Regions from separate parts of the Homo sapiens genome. Here regions 1 and 2 are each linked to region 3. Evidence: chromatin loops called from intact Hi-C (ENCODE). Cell type or tissue: PC-3. All regions are shown on one strand. Each heading gives the region's core, and the rest is flanking DNA. Links, peaks and the distances in the headings are about the cores only. Region 1 has its middle 240 kb from the start of LINC03041. Region 2 has its middle 220 kb from the start of LINC03041. Region 3 has its middle 140 kb from the start of LINC03041.

Region 1 (5,621 bases), core at 166-5,165, 100 kb after region 3:
CTTTCTCACCTTGGGCCAGGAATCCATGTCCAATGCAGCCAGCTATAGGCAAAGACAAGGTCTCATAGTACTTAGGGAACTTCCTGTTGGTCTGTGGAGAAAGAACTTTTCTGGCAAGAGGGCCTAGAGGAAGGGAAGAAGTGATCATTAGAGGAAACAATTAGTATCCCTGAAACCAATAACTTTTCTTCAACACTTCTCTTGTATAAATCTATGCCATCAATGATTGTGTACCCCCAGCTGTGGGCACAAAATTATTAAAGGTAAGAGTCAGCTGTTGTAACCAGGGAAGGTGTTGATAGTGTTTCACAGGAAACATCAAGGTGAGCCTGTTTCTGCATAGCGGTAGAATTTATTTTCAACTCTGATCAAATGTGTAAGTTACTCTTCCACACAACATAGCCCAGTGACTGACATAGTGGATATTGAATAAATATTTGTTGAAACAAATATCAATCCCCTCTTCTAATCTTCAGTAAGGGGAGAATGAAACACATAGAGGCAGCAGGGAGAAAATGTTCAGAGAGCCAGAAAGCTATAAAGCCATGCTCACAGAAAGGTAAATCTTTCCTGGAGAAATAAGTAACTAGAAGCAGGCAGTAAGCAAAGAATGCTGGAGGAAAGTAATCTCTTTTAGAAATCATCATAAATGCTTGGAACTTGGAGTGGATTTTGAATTAGCATACATACCAAGATGGAGAGTGTTCTTCAGTTCATAAATAAGAGCGCTGTCACAGGTGGTGACATTCGCCACAGATCCTAGGGCAGGAAGTAATCTGTGAACTCGGGTGTTAAATTAAGAGAAAGCACACCCCACAAAAAAAGAAGACAATTCTCTTAGACATAACTGCATAAGAGATTTAGGGGGAAAGAACCAAAATTTTTTTAAAGGGATCCACTGTGTTAGTTTTTTATATCTAATAATGTCCATGTTAATTATGTATTAACATATATGTAGTTCAAATCCTCCTGTGGATTCTTTCTTAGTATGTTCTTTTTGTTTTTAAGACCGAATTTGAAGGATCTCTCCAAATGCTGTTATAAACAGATATCTGAATTAGCTGAGAGCTGCAGTCAAAACCTGGGAGCTAAGAAAACAGTTCCCTTACAAAATGCTGCTTTACCTAAGTTTTCTTTATTCTCAGTATATAATTTATTCGATTCAGCCCTACTAACGGAGACGTCAAAGGTCTTGGGGTAGCCATCTGGTTGAAAGATGGGGGCTGGCAGACTCAATTTGGAACTGTGTTTGCATATCAAGTGTACTATGTTTCTTCTCAATTGTGCATTTATTAAGTTTGGCCTGGGGATAGGGGAGGATAGACCCCACTCTCCAAGTTAACCCTTGGGCCCAGAAAATTTGAAAACCAAATGGAGGACTCCACATGTAAAAACTCTGGAGAATAAAGCCCACAGCACAAAAAACATGATTGTAGTGCCAATCTGAGATCCAGGGAAGCTTTGGTAGGTAAAGTCTCATGCTATATTAGCTTTCCAAAAAACTAAAGCCACCTGTCCCCCAGGATTGGGGCAGTGTCCATCACAGTGGTGAGAACACTGGCCCCTTGTCCATTCTGATGGACAGAACTACGACAGGAGGCTTCCTTGAGGCGTTCAAGAGAACTCAACTATGTCACACGCACTGAAACATCTAATTACAGTAATGACCTCCACACTGAACCTTGGTTGCACTCCCAACAGTGTCTCCTGCAGTTGTTCTCAGCTCAAATCAAATTACTGTGGAAAAAATGTGTGAGATCTCCCTTCCCACAATGAAGTAAAAAGGGCAGTTTACCACCCGTTGAAAATCATCTCACCAGACTACTATTATTCTAGTACAAGAATGTGCAGAATGTGTCAAATGTGTGTGTCAAATGTGTGTCAAATTAGGTGGCCTCCCTCCTGAAACCATTAAATCTTTGCATCTCTTCATAAGGAAGGCTGATAGACGCCAATGGTGGGAACTCCAACACAACTGAAGTCACGCCTCTTGCTACAAAAACCAGGAGGGCTCTGCGGCAACCCAAAGCCAGTGACTGAACCTAGCACCTGTCAGTGCACGTTGTTGCTTCCTTCCCCCAGGTAATTCTTTCGGGAAATGCTACTAGGTGGCATGTTTCCCCTCTTTCAGCATTCCTGAAAATATGTAAGATATGAGATAAGCACTTGATCTTCAAACTTATATTAAGAAGCTTAGGTGAACAAATTCTGTTGTGCACATGTGAAGCACGCAGAATTCTGGGGCAGCCTCAGGCTGGAAGACACCATTCCACTCCCCTCCTCCCTTGAGCTCCCTGTGTGGGCACCACTGACAACCAGGAGGCACACCTGCCCTTGGGGCCCTGCCACCCGATCTTAGCATAGGATGTTGGGAGAACCTAGACAATTTCCTGAGTCTCTCTGTCCTCGGTTTCCTCTTTCTCAGGAAGACTATGGGAGGTTAATACAGTAACACAGCATCCCCAACCTTTTCGGCACCAGGGACTGGTTTTGTGTAAGACAGTTTTTCCACAGACAGGGGGTGGGGGGTAGGGGGATGGTTTCGGGATGGTTCAAGCGCATTAGATTTATTGTGCTAGGTTTTCTATTATTGTTACATTGTAATATATAATGAAATAATTATACAACTCACCATAATGTAGAATCAGTGGGAGCCCTGAGCTTGTTTTCCTGCAACTAGGCCGTCCCATCTGGGGGTGATGGGAGACAGAGACAGATCATCAAGCATTAGATTCTCGCAAGGAACGCAACCCAGATCCCACGCATGCGCGGTTTACAACAGGGCTTGCGCTCCTATGAGAATCTAATGCCGCTGCTGTTCTGATAGGAGGTGGAGCTCGGGCCGTAATGTGAGCGATGGAGAGTGGCTGTAAGTACAGATGAAGCGTCCATCACTCTCCTGCCACTCACCTCCTGTTGTGCAGCCCATTTCCTAACGGGCCACGGACTGGTACCAGTTTATGGCCCAGGGGTTGGGGACCCCTATAATAACGCATACAAAGCAGCAATATCAGACACGTACTAGAGCCTTCCCTTGCTTCCATGACTCTGTGGTATTGAGATGATGCCTGCTTGTGGTTTTATCCTAGCCCTGTACAGTGGACACTGGTGTTTCTGTTTGTCCAGCTCCAGTTCCCTCAGTCCTCTTCCAGGAACCTCTCCTCCCTGGCTCATGGTTTGGGTGCCCTCCTCTGGCCAGCAGGTGAGAATGTGACCCACGCTAAACCAGCTGGAATTGCCCTCCTAAGAATGTGGATCTTGGGGAGGAGCTTACTAAGACAGAAGGCTTTTAGAGCTCATTAAACCTGGAATCCAGGCCCTGGAGAGCCTGTGCATTTGTCCCTGTTTTGCCAAATCCCTACAGCTGCCTTGATTCTCACCCCTTCCTCAGGTTCTAGGAGCTAATCCTTATCCTTACAAGAAGTTCCCTGTTGGCCAGGCATGGTGGCTTATGCCTGAAATCCCAGCATTTTGGGAGGCCTAGGTGGGAGGATCACTCGAGCCCAGGAGTTTGAGGCTGCTATGAGCTATGATCGTGCCACTGTACTCCAGCCTGGGCAATAGAGCAAGACCCTGTCTCTAAAAAACAAAGTTCTCTGCTCCTTGGAGCCAACCTGGATATCTGTGCTTTGCAATGTGTCTCGGTCCCCACTTCGCTGTACAGATGAGAAAACATTCCCAGGTCAGGGAAACTAATGTGGAAGTAGGAGAGAAGCCAGATCCCAGACTGGCCACCTATGCCCTCTGCTGCCCTCTCTGAACTCTCTTCTTGGCGTCTCGTGCATGGCCAGTGACCCTTCTCCTCCCTGCCAGTCCTCCACATTGCTCTCTTATGTTCCACATCATCCAAGCTTGCAAACCATCGTCTATTTCAACTCTTGTCTTTTTTTCCCCTCAGGTGTCAGGTTATTTTCATAAATCTTCATTTTAAAATAAACCTTGGTGTCTCATTCACCACAACATTTCTAAAATGCATTCCTCTGCCAGCATGCTCATTCCAGAGCAGGGCCCTTCCCGCTTGAATGTTGGCAGCATCCTACCCACTTGGCTTCCTCTCCTGCCACCTTCCTCCCTCACAGAAAGCAAATGAGGTTTGGACTTGGGTGGGTTGAAAGCCCATCCATGCATGTCATGCATAACATTCCCTTCCTCGGCACGGATGCATTCCTAGACAAAAAGGCCTTTGAACATGTTTCTCTCAGGGCCCGTTTGGCACCATTTTGTGAGTTGAGCAGCACTGGCCGTGCTCCCCTGCTGAAGAGCAAGCAGTGGGAACTGAGGAAGGGCAAGCTCAGTCTCTGCCCTGCTCTGGGGGCTGCCTGTACAGCTGGATCCTGGGGGCTGCCACATCCCACAGAGCCCTGGGGTGGAGGGCATGCTCACAGACCATGGTGTCCAGTAGCTACCCCATCTCAACATGTTCCCCCTAGTTGAGCCTCATCAAAAATGGCCCTGTTTGGCAGCCAGGGAATCCTATCGACCCCTCAGGAAGTGGTTACATATTATGATTCAGTGTACCTCTTGCAGCTGGGAAATGCATTCTCTGGGCTGTCCTCAGGGGGCCCATAAGGAATTCACACCTGTGATTAGCTTAACTGGCCATTCGATTTCCCTAAAGCCCTATACAGATCCAATTGAGGGAGCAGCTCCCTGACCATGAACAACTTGGTTTTTTAGAGAGAAATTAGGGTGCAACAGATTCAGGTAATTTAGCATATCACAGTAAACACTGTGACTCTAGTGTGGCTAGATTATTGCCAACATCTACAGTGAAGAGTGTATCTGCTGGTTGGTATATATACAACTTACCACATGTTGTTAGATTTTTACTGAACATTCTTTCAAGTTTTTCAGGTGTGAAATATTGGATTTACTAGTCACTAAAAATTTCCTATGCTACTTAAAATGAGATTAGTAACTTACTTTTGTGTAGTACTTAGTAGCATGTTATCCCATAGAATGCCCACACATGTGGAACATGCATTGGTGTTCCAGTTGGGAGAAGCTATTTTTACAAATGCAGGCTGAAAAACCTATTTTCAAATGAATGCTCCTAAACATAAAATTCACCTTAAACCTAAGCCCCCAACCAGCATTCAAGAAAGAAGAGAAAGTGGGCAACATTCAACCACTAATTTCATGGCCATGTTGCCTAAGGTGAGGTCTCTAAGTGATTTCTTAAACTCAAACCTCTGGCCCCAGACTCGACTTGGCTCTTCTTCTTTGTCTCCAGTGTATTCTTGTGCCCCTGAACGCTGAATCACAGGCAAAGGTTTCCAGTATTTTCATTCTCTTTCTGCTTTGAAGTCCATTAATCTTCATGTTGATTTTCCCTCCACCCTCTTGAAAAAAATATCTGCGTTCCCCAGATGGAAAGCCAGGAGTTGGCACCTTGGGAAGCGATCACATGGAGTGGGAATGGTAGGAGAGGCAAGCTCCTGGCCAGCGTGGTGAGCCGCCACCACAAACCATGCCCTACAGCGCGGGAAGGGAAATGAGTCAGGTCCTCTGCATTCTGTGGTCACAAACCCAGAGCCTCTGTCACCTCTTTCCTCCCTGTGGGTGTGTGCCTGACCAAGCATGGGACCTCCTGGTGAGAAGCAGTACTAGACAGATGTTCC
Region 2 (5,621 bases), core at 189-5,188, 75 kb after region 3:
GGCTTCATGGGGTTACTGTGAGAATTAAATGACCCAATGTTTATAAAGTGCTTAGCATAGTTCTTTGCACACAGTAAGTGTTCAATAAAGGCAGTTATTTTTATTAGCAGTAGTATTGTATTAGCATTAGTGTTATCATTCCTTGGCTTTCTGTGAATGCATTCTTTCCTCCAGTTAGTTATACTTTTTTCTTATTCTACAAAGAACTGGTGACAACTTGAAAAAGCAAAAACTATTAAATAGAATATATAAATAAAAAATCAGGAAGAGAGAAAATAAACATGAGGCTACAAAGTCAAAATCACAACACTATTAGAACTGAATGGGATCTAATAGATTAAGACTCAATGGAGTGTTTGTTGTAAATTTCTTAAGGTGCTGCCAACAGAATCACAGAGTGTTAGAGCTCAAGGAACCTCAAAGATGTTCTAGTTGAATCCTTGTTTACAGATGGAAAACTGAGGCAGGCAGGCAGGAAGGAATCATTTCTTGAGCACTAGCAAGCATAGTGGCTAACGTTTTCGCTTTCATCATCCCTATAGAATTCCATTTTATAGAAAGCCACTGAGGCAAAGGAAATGACCAGACTTGCCTAAAGCCACCTGGTTGGTAATGGTTGAACTGAAATTGGGACCCAGGCTCCCATCTCATAGTCCACCCCTTTCTTCTGTCTTCTTCCTGCAGAAAGATACATTTGGTGATAAGAGCGTCCCAAAGATCAAAAAGTCTTTCAAGGTCCAACAGAATTACACTCAAATGGAAAAACTGCAGGTGTGTGATGGAGGGGACTTTCCAGGGAATTTCCTAGGTCTGGCTGTGACACATGAAAGAATGACAAGCATAAGCCCAGTGGCAAGAACAACTGCTTTTGCAAAAAACACATCCTCATTTTGTGTTGGCTTTTGAAAAGAGATCTGTGTTATTAATTCATATTCATTTGTGGTCCACTCTGAAGTTCAGGTCTTTTTCTGCTGTTCTTGTAACTAGAAATGTTTTTTTCTAACTCCTACCGATAGCTTTTACTTCCTTCTTCACAAAGCCTTCTGTTGGCATGGTTAGTGGGTATGGAAATGAAGTCTCTTTTCCCTTCCTTTTCATCTGAAAGAAGCAGCACAAAGCAAGAAGGTGGTTAAAAAGCAATCAATGGGGCTGACACAGAAGGGCAAAGAACAGGCTATGTCATCCACAGAGTGAATGAACCCACCATTTACAGAGAGTTGATAGCAATGTCTCACTTATTAGGCCACCACCCCTGCTTGGCAGCAAGCGGGCTGAGGCCCAGCCTGGGGGGTCTGTTTTATGAGGATCATGTTATTGCCCTCAGAGCTGTAGTTGACCTCACACCAAATAAACACGTCAGCCAGTTCCAAAGTCACCGTTCCCAGGTGTGGTCTCGAGGCGCCACGCAAAGACCCTCACGGTCATCGCTCCGTTTTTCCTCACCTCCACTCAGAAATGGCTCTCACAGTCTCAGCATCGGTACTGACAACTCTCTCCCTATCCCTTTCCCCAAATCATTTGTCAAAACAGTCCAAGATCTCATGAACTGGACCTGAATTGCCATCTGAGTGCAGGTCCAGCCACTAGCCTTCAGAGAGAAGACCCTGCAAAGGAGAAAAACTAATACACAATTAAATACAAATTTACATACATATACATTTACATGCTACGTCTCCCTCAAAAATTAAGGAAGGGAGGTTGGGCAGTTGCTTTTTATTTGTTTTTCCAGTTTTTTATTAAAAATATGCTTTTCATTATTTGTTTTTCACACAGCAGAATTAACTGTTCCAGACTTCATCTCAGGTTAGCTTAAACACTGGCGTAGTTCTGAGCTCCATCATTCTACCACCAGTTTGGGTGAGCTTGGGTAATACTGACTCACTCACTTGCAAGTTTTTTAATAAGTCGGGTGTGTTAAAGAAAAAAAAAAGGCCAGGCGCGGTGGCTCACGCCTGTAATCCCAGCACTTTGGGAGGCCGAGGCGGGTGGATCATGAGGTCAGGCGATCGAGACCATCCTGGCTAACAAGGTGAAACCCCGTCTCTACTAAAAATACAAAAAATTAGCCGGGCGCGGTGGCGGGCGCCTGTAGTCCCAGCTACTCGGGAGGCTGAGGCAGGAGAATGGCGTGAACCTGGGAAGCGGAGCTTGCAGTGAGCCGAGATTGCGCCACTGCAGTCCGCAGTCCGGCCTGGGCGACAGAGCGAGACTCCGTCTCAAAAAAAAAAAAAAAAAAAAGAAAAAAAAAAAAAGACCTGCTATCAAAAATCAAGCAAAAAGCCCAGTGTCCCCTGGAAAGCCCCCTTGAGGTGCCGTTTGCATCACTCACAGTGTGGAAGTCCTCTCCGGACACCGGACGCATATTCTCACCCGGGGATGCCTCTAATTGGGCCGTAGTTTCTAAAGAATATTCGTGTGAATTCCAACCCCACCACTCAACTTCTGTGACCTTGGACAAGTCATGTCAATCTTAGTCCTTTAAGTGTAAAACAGAAACATTCGCACCTGCCTGATGTACCTCATGAGCAAATACAAATGTGCTTTGGAAACAATAACGTGGTAGGGAAATGGCAGCTGTTATAATTGTAATAAGATCAAAAATGACCCAAGAACATGGCTCATCAGACACTGTCTCGGGTGCTTGGTTCTGGAAGCATTTCTTTTGGAGCCAGCAGCGAGGTCACTGTGGAGACAGGAACAGACCATTTTGCTTCCATGTTTGTGGGAAAAGGCACCATCTTGGAAGGGAGGACAGGAATGCATTGTGGGAAAACCCACAGCATGCCTGTTGTTCAGAAAACACAACTGAAACCACACTAGTTAGAAAGTATTGAGTCTACAACCTGAACAAAAAGAATTCAAACACTTGAGCTTACGCTGGGATTGTTTTCCCAGGGTCAATCCTGCCTTAGAACTTTGCTGAGGAATTTACGTTTCTCATTACTTGAGGGAAATAAGAAGCTCAGTTGAGACAATTAGAATTCTATTCTGGAGGCAAAACAACAGCTCCAGTTTGGCCTGTGTTTTATTCCCACCTCTCCTTCAGGCTTTACCTGAAGTATCTCAAAGGAAACACAGCGGGGAATTGGTATCTTTGCTGGTCTATTACAAGGTCTCTTTGTGTTCTGCTTCTCCAGTTTCTGAATCGGTAACTCCTGAAATACACCTTGCAAAGTCCCTCTTTATGCAGAAGTACCACTGAAATTCATTATCTCCTCCTCTGAGAACCAGGCAAAGGAACAGGCCCCCGTGTGGAGAATCTTCATGCTCACAAACACATCTGGACGGGGAGGTGACTTGTGCACGCCGGCGAGGATACCTGCAGCATACCTGCAGCATACCTGCTGTCACTGCAGGGTAACAGGCAAGGGGGCTGAGAAATAGAGGGAGGAAAGAGGCAGGGGAGTGTTCTCACGGTGGATGATGAGAGGAGAGTGGAAGGATGTGGTCATGGGGAGAGAGGAAAGAAAGATGAATGGGGCCTGAGTCAGTCATAGGCTAAAGCAAACAGGAAGGTTTTAAAGTGAGATTTGAGGAGAGGAAGTGGTTCTGAGCAAGGGGAGGGAGAGAGTTCCAGAGATCGGTCTTGGACAAGAGCTACTCTTCATTTTTTTGGATAGTCCCCCTCATGTGAATATTTCTTGGCAGCTCTGACAGACGGGTGAACCAATTTATTATTATTATTATTATTTTTTTTTTTTCAAAAAATTCACAACTGGCTTCAACTCTCCCCTAGACCTTGAACCAAAAGGGATTGAGACTTTAGGTCTGAAAACATTCAGGAGATTCATTTGTGCTCTGCTTCATTTGCACTGCTGCCTGCTGCTCACAGCAAACACTCAGGGCCACCCAGACAAGGGCATAGAGGGAGGTGTCCCAGCCCCTGCTAACCTGCAGCCAATCTCTCTGATGCCGTGTCCACTGTGCCTGAGTGGATCCAGGAATATCATCTGGGGGGAGCTTGGCACCTTTATAAATCTCTCTAAACCTAAACTGCTGGATGTGGAATCACGGTTGCTACCTCCCGGTCTGGCAACAGGGCTTGTGTGTGGCAGAGGGAGGGAAGCGGGAGGGGGCTTTGGGGCTGGGGACCCAGTGGCAGGTCACATGAAGAGACAAGGGACAAGGGTTTTGGACTTGGCATTCCCATGGAAAGCCTAAAGGTGCAGATCCTACCAGATAAAGAGCAACCTTGAATAGACACACAGTGCCCTGCCTTCTGAGGACTGATCTTACAATAGCTCTAGAAGCCAAAAACAAAACAAAATGAAGCACTAACAAAAAAACAAAACAAAACAAACAAAAAAAACTTCCTTGAAAGAACTTAACCAAAACCAGCACATCTTAAATCTTTCCAGTTCCTGGGGGAAGTTCCCTTCCCACTACCGTTTATCAGAAACTGTTTTCTCCATATTGTAAAAGATAATAAAATCCTCTGGGCTTCAAGAACTAAGAGGCTTTGATTTTGCTTCTTGTTTCGTGACTTTGGGAACTGAACCTTCATGGTTCTTATCATTTTCATCTATAAAATGGGGTTAATAAGCTTTGCTCCCACCTCAAAAAACATTACTCACATGATATGAACTCCTTGTGTAAAGATCAAGACATATATATAAAAGGATGTCATTCATAACAGCAGAAGTTGTTACAGAACAACACCTAATAATGTCCAGGTTATTGTTTCTTCTTAAACTAAAACTGAACTCAGGCATGAAAACTCAATGCTGGATCGCTTTTTATTGTGCTAGAAAATAAGCAATTTAAATAAAAACTCCAATACTTCTGCTGTGTCTACATTCTCTATTTTGAAATCCAAACTCATTTCTACATTACAATTAAATTTTAAACATAATATACTGAGCACATTTTAAATGCTTATATTGCTTTAACAGCTTTAATGAGATATAATTCATCTTCTCTTATATTATTTTTTATACTTTAAAACTTCACTGTTAGGGCCGGCCACAGTGGCTCACACCTCTAATCCGAGCACTTTGGGAAACCAAGGCAGGCAGATCATCTGAGGCCAGGAGTTTGAGACCAGCCTGGTCAACATGGTGAATCCCTGTCTCTACTAAAAATATAAAAATTAGCCAGGTGTGGTGGTGCACCCCTGTAGTCCCAGCTACTCTGGAGGCTGAAGCAGGGGGATTGCTTGAACCTGGGAGGCGGAGGTTGCAGTGAGCCGAGATCATGCTGCTGCACTCCAGCCTGGGCCACAGAACGAGACTCCATCTCGAAAACAAAACAAAATAAAACAAAAGAACAAAAAACTTCTCTGTCAAATATAGTAGTCACTAGGCTCGTGTGGCTACTTGAATTTCAATTTAAATTAACAATTACTTAGTACAACTAAAAATCCAGTTTCTCAGTCATACTAATCACATTTCAAGTGCTCAGTAGTCATGTGTGGCTAGTGGCTATGGATTAGACAGTACAAACATAGACCAGTTCCATTGTTGTAGAAAGTTCCGTTGGGCAACACTGCTCTAAAACAATACAGAATATACTCATTACAAAAATGTGGAAAATATATAAAATCAGGGAAAAGACACAAATTTCTTATTTTCCCACCACCAATGAAAACCACTATTAATAATTTAGCAGATTATTTATAATGT
Region 3 (5,621 bases), core at 224-5,223:
GTCCGTCCCACCCGATTCTGTGTCCAGTGCCAGCGTAGAGCAGCACTCGGAGAATGTCCACGATGTTTCCTTAATACACAAGAGTTTTCTGAGCTGCTTTGGTAGTTCTTACATCTTTTCTGAAGCCTGAAGAAGTCAGTGAGGTTAATCTACATGCCAAATCATGAGGGCAAGGAGGCATTCCTGCCACTGTCTCTCCCAGAATATTTGAGAAACACACCTGGCTACTCAGTAGTGGGCCTGAATAACCACACACCCTTTGAGCCTGTGCCCTGTGGTTCCACCATCATTGCTTTCCAGAGAAGCAGGCCCCTATGGGCACGGCCCCCACCCAGTCACCACTGTCCAAAGCTGTGGAGCTTCTCACACACACTGAAGAACACTGCCCAAGGTGTGAGTGGATGAACATAAAATAAGTAGCTGCAAGGCTGAATGCCTGTGTGCTGAGCTCTGGAAAATGCAAACTTCACAGACCATTTCTTTCTCTGGGCTCAGCCCAGCTCCTCCCAAGCCTTGGCATTCTGCAGTCCAAGAGTAGTAATAGTAACTAATAATAGAAATCATTTCCAATAATAACACATGGACTGATCCTACTATAGAGTCACAGGGATTAAAATATTCTTTGTGTGAAAGAAACTATTTGTTCTATCATTCAACCTTTGGCAAACACAGCCACTAGATCCCCAGCAGTCTCCCTGGGCTGGCCTTTGCATACATGGGTCAGGAAATTCCAGTCCATGTACAACTTATAGGGACCCCTGCCCCTAACAAAACTTGTCATCTTCCTTTTTTCCCTCCTCCATACTGACACCATTTACATTCCAAAAACTTGCACATGAGCTTGCTTCTCCCCTTCTCAAATGTCTTAGATGGTTCCCCATGGTTTAGGTAATAGAATCACAACTCTTTTGGCATTAAATGCCCTGAACTCTACATCAGTCTCACATCCTACTGCACCCTGCACCTATTCCCCAGTCTAGAATCTCATGCTCTAGTAAAAATTAGCTATTCATTTTCCTGAACACATTTTTTGTTTAGTTTCCATTAAAGAAAACTTTACATACAGTGAAATGCATAGATTTTTTTTTTTGAGACGGAGTTTTGCTCTTGTTGCCCAGGCTGGAGTGCAATGGCACAATCTTGGCTCACCACAACCTCCGCCTCCTGAGTTCAAGCGATTCTCCTGCCTCAGCCTCCCAAGTAGCTGGGATTACAGGCATGCACCACCACATCTGGCTAATTTTGTAATTTTAGTAGAGACAGGGTTTTGCCATGCTGGTCAGGCTGGTCTCGAACTCCCGACCTCAGGTGATCCGCCCGCCTCGGCCTCCCAAAGTGCTGGGATTACTGGCGTGAGCCACTGCACCCAGCCGAAATGTACAGATCTTAAATATACAATTTGATGAGTTTTGATACATGCATATATCACCCCCTCAATATTTCCATATCTCAGAAAGCATCTTATGTCTCCCCCAAGTCGGTCTTCTCCCCTATAAGCAACCACTATCCTGGTTTCCATCACCATAGGCTGCTTTGCCTGCCTGGAACTTTATAGAAAGAAAGCAGAGCATATACTCTTTTGTGTCTGACTCCTTTCATAAAACATAATAATTTTGATATTTATATATCTTGTTACATGTAGTAATCCATTCTTTTTCATTGCTGAATAGTATTCCATGATATGAATATGGCACAATGTTTATATTCGTTCATCCATTGTAATAATTGGACTGTTTGCAAGTTTCGGCTATCATTCATAAAGTTGCAATGAACATGTCTAGCACAAATCTATCTGTGGATGTATGTTTTTCATTTTTTTAGGTAAATACCTAGGAGTGGAATTACTGGAATGTAGGATAGGCACATGTTTGACTTTGTAAGAAACTGTTAAACTGTTTTCCAAAGCGGTTGTGCCGTTTATACCCCCCACCAACAATGTAGGAGATTGAATAGACTCTGTATCTTCTTGCCTCTGAGTCTTTGTTTTCATTGTTTACTAAACCTGGAAAGCCCTATGGCTACTGCCTGGCTCTTCTCCCTTGAGTCACCTCTATTAAGCCACCTAATATCTGTAACAAATACACCCAACATGCATAATGCCTCAAACCCAATGACACACCTTCTCACTCACATGGTGTCCGAGGTAGTTCTATGTCAGCAGGATGTTTCTGGGGTAAATTTGCTCCACATGGTCATTTAGAGACTAGGGTGGCAGCTCTTCCTTCCCCAAATAAAGCTCACCAAGCAACTCGGGCATCAGCATTTAGTCATGAAAGAGGAATGAGAGGATGAAGAAGGAACACCTTTTTCTTTATGGATGGCCCAGAGGTAATCATCATCCCTTCGGCTAACATTCCACTGAGAACTCGTCTCAGGCCTTACCCAGGTGAAAGAAGGCTGTGAATTTGAGCGCCATGCTAGACAGCTGCTTACCAATGACATGTGTATACTATCGCAAAGGAAACACACATCTCTGGTGTACAGTTAGGCATCTCCAGCACACCAGCGGTTAGAGTATTAAAGTCCTTTTCAGGCTGACTGAGCCCGGTGAACCTGCCCCGTAATCTGTGCGGAATTTACTCCTCCCTCTTCCGTGCTCACTTAGTGCCTGCGGTCCTTCCTCCTGCAAGGCTTATCACAGTTATTTATGTTATGTGTTTTCTCCACTAGATGGCGCTCTCTTGGAGGGCTCTGAGCTCGGGTCAGCTGGGATCCCGGTGCTTGGCACGCGCTGGAGTCTCCGTATGTGTTTATTGAATCCACTGTGGCAGGGACATGGATCGCCCACCAACTCCTCCTCTTGAACACACTACTTGGGCACACACGTCCCAGCTCTCTGGCACCTAGGTGAGGCCATGTGACTTGTTCTTGCCAATGCAACATGAGCCATGACTTGGCTATTTCCAGACTGACATAGGAAGGAGTGGGTGAAGTGGCCTCATTTGAGTTATCCTAGGTCTCTCTTCCCTCACCTGCCAGCTGCCTGTGGGGGCTCCAGCAAAGGACCCCAGACCCGACAGGCAGGGCCTGAGCCCTGAAGACCGCATGGAGAGGAGTCCCTCCGGTGGCATTGCTTGTTAACCAGTTAGCCTACCCTGACAAACACACTCACATTGTGTGAGCCAAAGAAGCTCAATTCAGAGATGGATGACCAGTTCCCTTGTCTTTCTATTTCCTGTCACTACTTGATACAAGATGCCAACTGTACATCCACCCCATGATGCCAGTGTCTAGGCACAGTTTTCACAGTATTAAGTTTAACTGATTTTGTACCTAACCCTGCTACTGATCCCATGGAGTCTTACATGCTATGTCTTTCTTCTGCACCCCATTTGACTATCAGCTCTGAAGAAGCAGGTGCAAATTCTTCCTCTGTGCCCTAAGTCTACAGCTATTCATTTAGTAAATATTTACTGAGTGCCTACCACCTGTCATTCACTATTGCAGGAACTAGAAATAGAGCAATAACCAAACAGACTGAGTCCCTGTCCTCATGGAATTTATGCTATAGAGGGAGAGACAGATAATAAGCACATGTGACTACTGAAAAAGCAGGAACAACAAAAATTCCTGGAAAAGCCACTTCTATAGTGTGGTGTCCTTCCTTACCAGTGCCTTCTACAGAAGCATTTTCACAATGATTTGGGTAAATAATTGATTAATGTCTATTTCATCCACAGAGCTGTGAGATCCATGAGGCTGGGGCACCACTCTATCCCCAGCACTTAGCACAGCACTAGCACATAGCAAACACTCCATAAATATTGATGGAATAAAAAAAGTTATAATGATGATAATATCTGCTGTCTGCTAAGAGCCAGTTATTTTCTAGGTGCCAAAGGGTTTTGCTTGCACCATCTCATTTAATCCTTACATCATCCCTGCAAAGTAGTTATTATTATCTCTGTTTTAGCAGAAAAGGAATTGTGACTCAGAGAGGTTAAGTGATCGGCCCAGTGCCACATGGCTAGCAGTAAACGGCCAAGCTGACTTTAGAATCCACGCACTTTTCTCAGGCCTGCCCTGTGACCCACGACAAGTGCTTTTTTATGCCCCATATATTCTTTCTCAACAATGAGGAGCAACAACTACGGGCCACCGTTCCTGTGAGCTGGACCATCCATCCCTCTTTGTGATTTGCTCTGGCCAGCTTGGGCTGCCTTCCCCAGCAGATGGAAGATGTGGGCTTGTGGTAATTACAGACCGTGTTGTCCTTTTCATTTATGTCTTCACAATCCAGCTTGACATTGTGTCATAAAAGTTTATGTACTGTGTTCTCTGTGCTCCTTACTAATATTCTCTGGCATTCTCCCTAGCCGTCCGGAATCAATACCATCGCTCCTCTCTCAATAAAGAAGGGAGCTATGAACAAGGCCCAAATGTGCACAATGACTATTTGCAGCAATTAGACGTCACACTGAAAAATGGCCACGCTGAAGGAGTGTGGGCAAGATCTAAGGACCAGCACATCACTAATGTCCCTCACCAGGGACCCTGGAAATTGGACTGCTTAAAAAAATCCTCTCTCCTCTCCCCGCTTCTCTTACTCACACTCTGTCCCTTCTTTCTCACAAGAGATAAGGAGAGAGAAGAGCATTCAAATTAGGGACGGCAGCAATCGATTTTTACTTGCAGTTGGTGGATTGTAATCAATGTTAATTAACCAGATTCTTTTTCAGCAGAGGTTGGAACAGGAGAGTAACTGCACGATATTTTTGATGAAGACAACATATATTAATAGGCTTTGCTATGGTCAGAGGGCAGGAGGCAGAAGGAAGGCCAGTACTGAGAGGCCTGGTGGAAAAGAAACTGCACAGGCAGAAGAGAGTCTTGAACCATGTAAAGGCAGGCCTGTTTATGGGATCTGGTAGCTGTTTTTGGAAGCTGGAGAAGGGAGGCTCAGCTGTTTGCATATACTTGACCAAAGTACAGGTTTTCTTCCCCAGGAAAAGTGGGCTTCATCAGGGAATGTTTTCCACACTGTCAACTAGGTCAGTGGCATCCATCAGGAGGGTGACAGGTGAGTCTGGTCAAGCACCTCCCTCTAATGCCAATCATTCTAGAAAGTTGCTCATTCCTGGACATTGTGCCACAATGGGAAGAGCAAGGAATTTAGCAGTAGAAGGTTTGGGTTTGCACTGTAGGTGGTGCTATGGAATTGCAGGCGAGTTACAGAACGCCTGGGAGCCTCCATTCACTCATCTACCAGGGATGTGATTACACCAACTGACCTCATGAGAGCCGACATAAGACTCAAGTAAGATTCGATGTGGAGCTGCACTGTGCCATTCTGTGAGAATGTCAGCAGCTACCATGCTTACAGGCAGCAACGACAAAACCCCAGGGCCTCTGATGTCAACCTGCCGCATACTAGATGGCCCCTGAGGCTTCTTTCTGGTCTCTAATCATGTAGGAGGTTGTCTTGGTAGCAATCCATGCCAATTTTTATTTGAAAAGATTATCCATCTCTATGTGTAACATTGAGGAAGGGCCCCCAAAACACGCCAGTGTTATTTTTTTCAATATCCCAGAAGAAGTAAAAGAACATCAGAACAGTTGGAAACATGATAGAACTGCCAAAAATAAAACCAAAAATTCAATCTATTTTGAAACAGTGCAAG

The links. A loop is a pair of places that touch in the nucleus more often than their neighbours do. Peaks named below come from ENCODE experiments on the same cell type or tissue, not always from the same donor. Only the 100,000 strongest peaks of a DNase experiment are listed, where the experiment ranks them.
Region 1: it touches region 3 in a loop (7-fold over the local background); 9 of 110 quality-filtered maps call a loop at or near these places.
Region 2: a loop joins it to region 3, with 8 times the contacts of the local background. A loop is called at or near these places in 7 of 110 quality-filtered maps.

The regions. Positions count from the first base shown.
Region 1 is chr9:16,030,595-16,036,215 of GRCh38, reverse strand. It overlaps a transcript of CCDC171 not described here. Among named protein-coding and RNA genes, the nearest start is that of LINC03041, 240 kb to the left of the region's middle. RefSeq lists an enhancer at 4,941-5,621. In PC-3, for the core only: a CTCF peak has its summit at 3,207 (motif pointing left); no DNase peak of the experiment used is centred there; H3K27ac peaks cover 1,906 bases.
Region 2 is chr9:16,056,123-16,061,743 of GRCh38, reverse strand. It overlaps a transcript of CCDC171 not described here. Among named protein-coding and RNA genes, the nearest start is that of LINC03041, 220 kb to the left of the region's middle. RefSeq lists enhancers at 899-1,399, 369-1,568. In PC-3, for the core only: a CTCF peak has its summit at 3,245; DNase peaks (open chromatin) are centred at 3,433 and 4,553; H3K4me3 peaks cover 399 bases; H3K27ac peaks cover 4,653 bases.
Region 3 is chr9:16,131,015-16,136,635 of GRCh38, reverse strand. No RefSeq gene overlaps it. Among named protein-coding and RNA genes, the nearest start is that of LINC03041, 140 kb to the left of the region's middle. In PC-3, for the core only: CTCF peaks have their summits at 2,477, 2,679 (motif pointing right) and 5,135; DNase peaks (open chromatin) are centred at 2,125, 2,585 and 5,155; H3K4me3 peaks cover 774 bases; H3K27ac peaks cover 2,269 bases.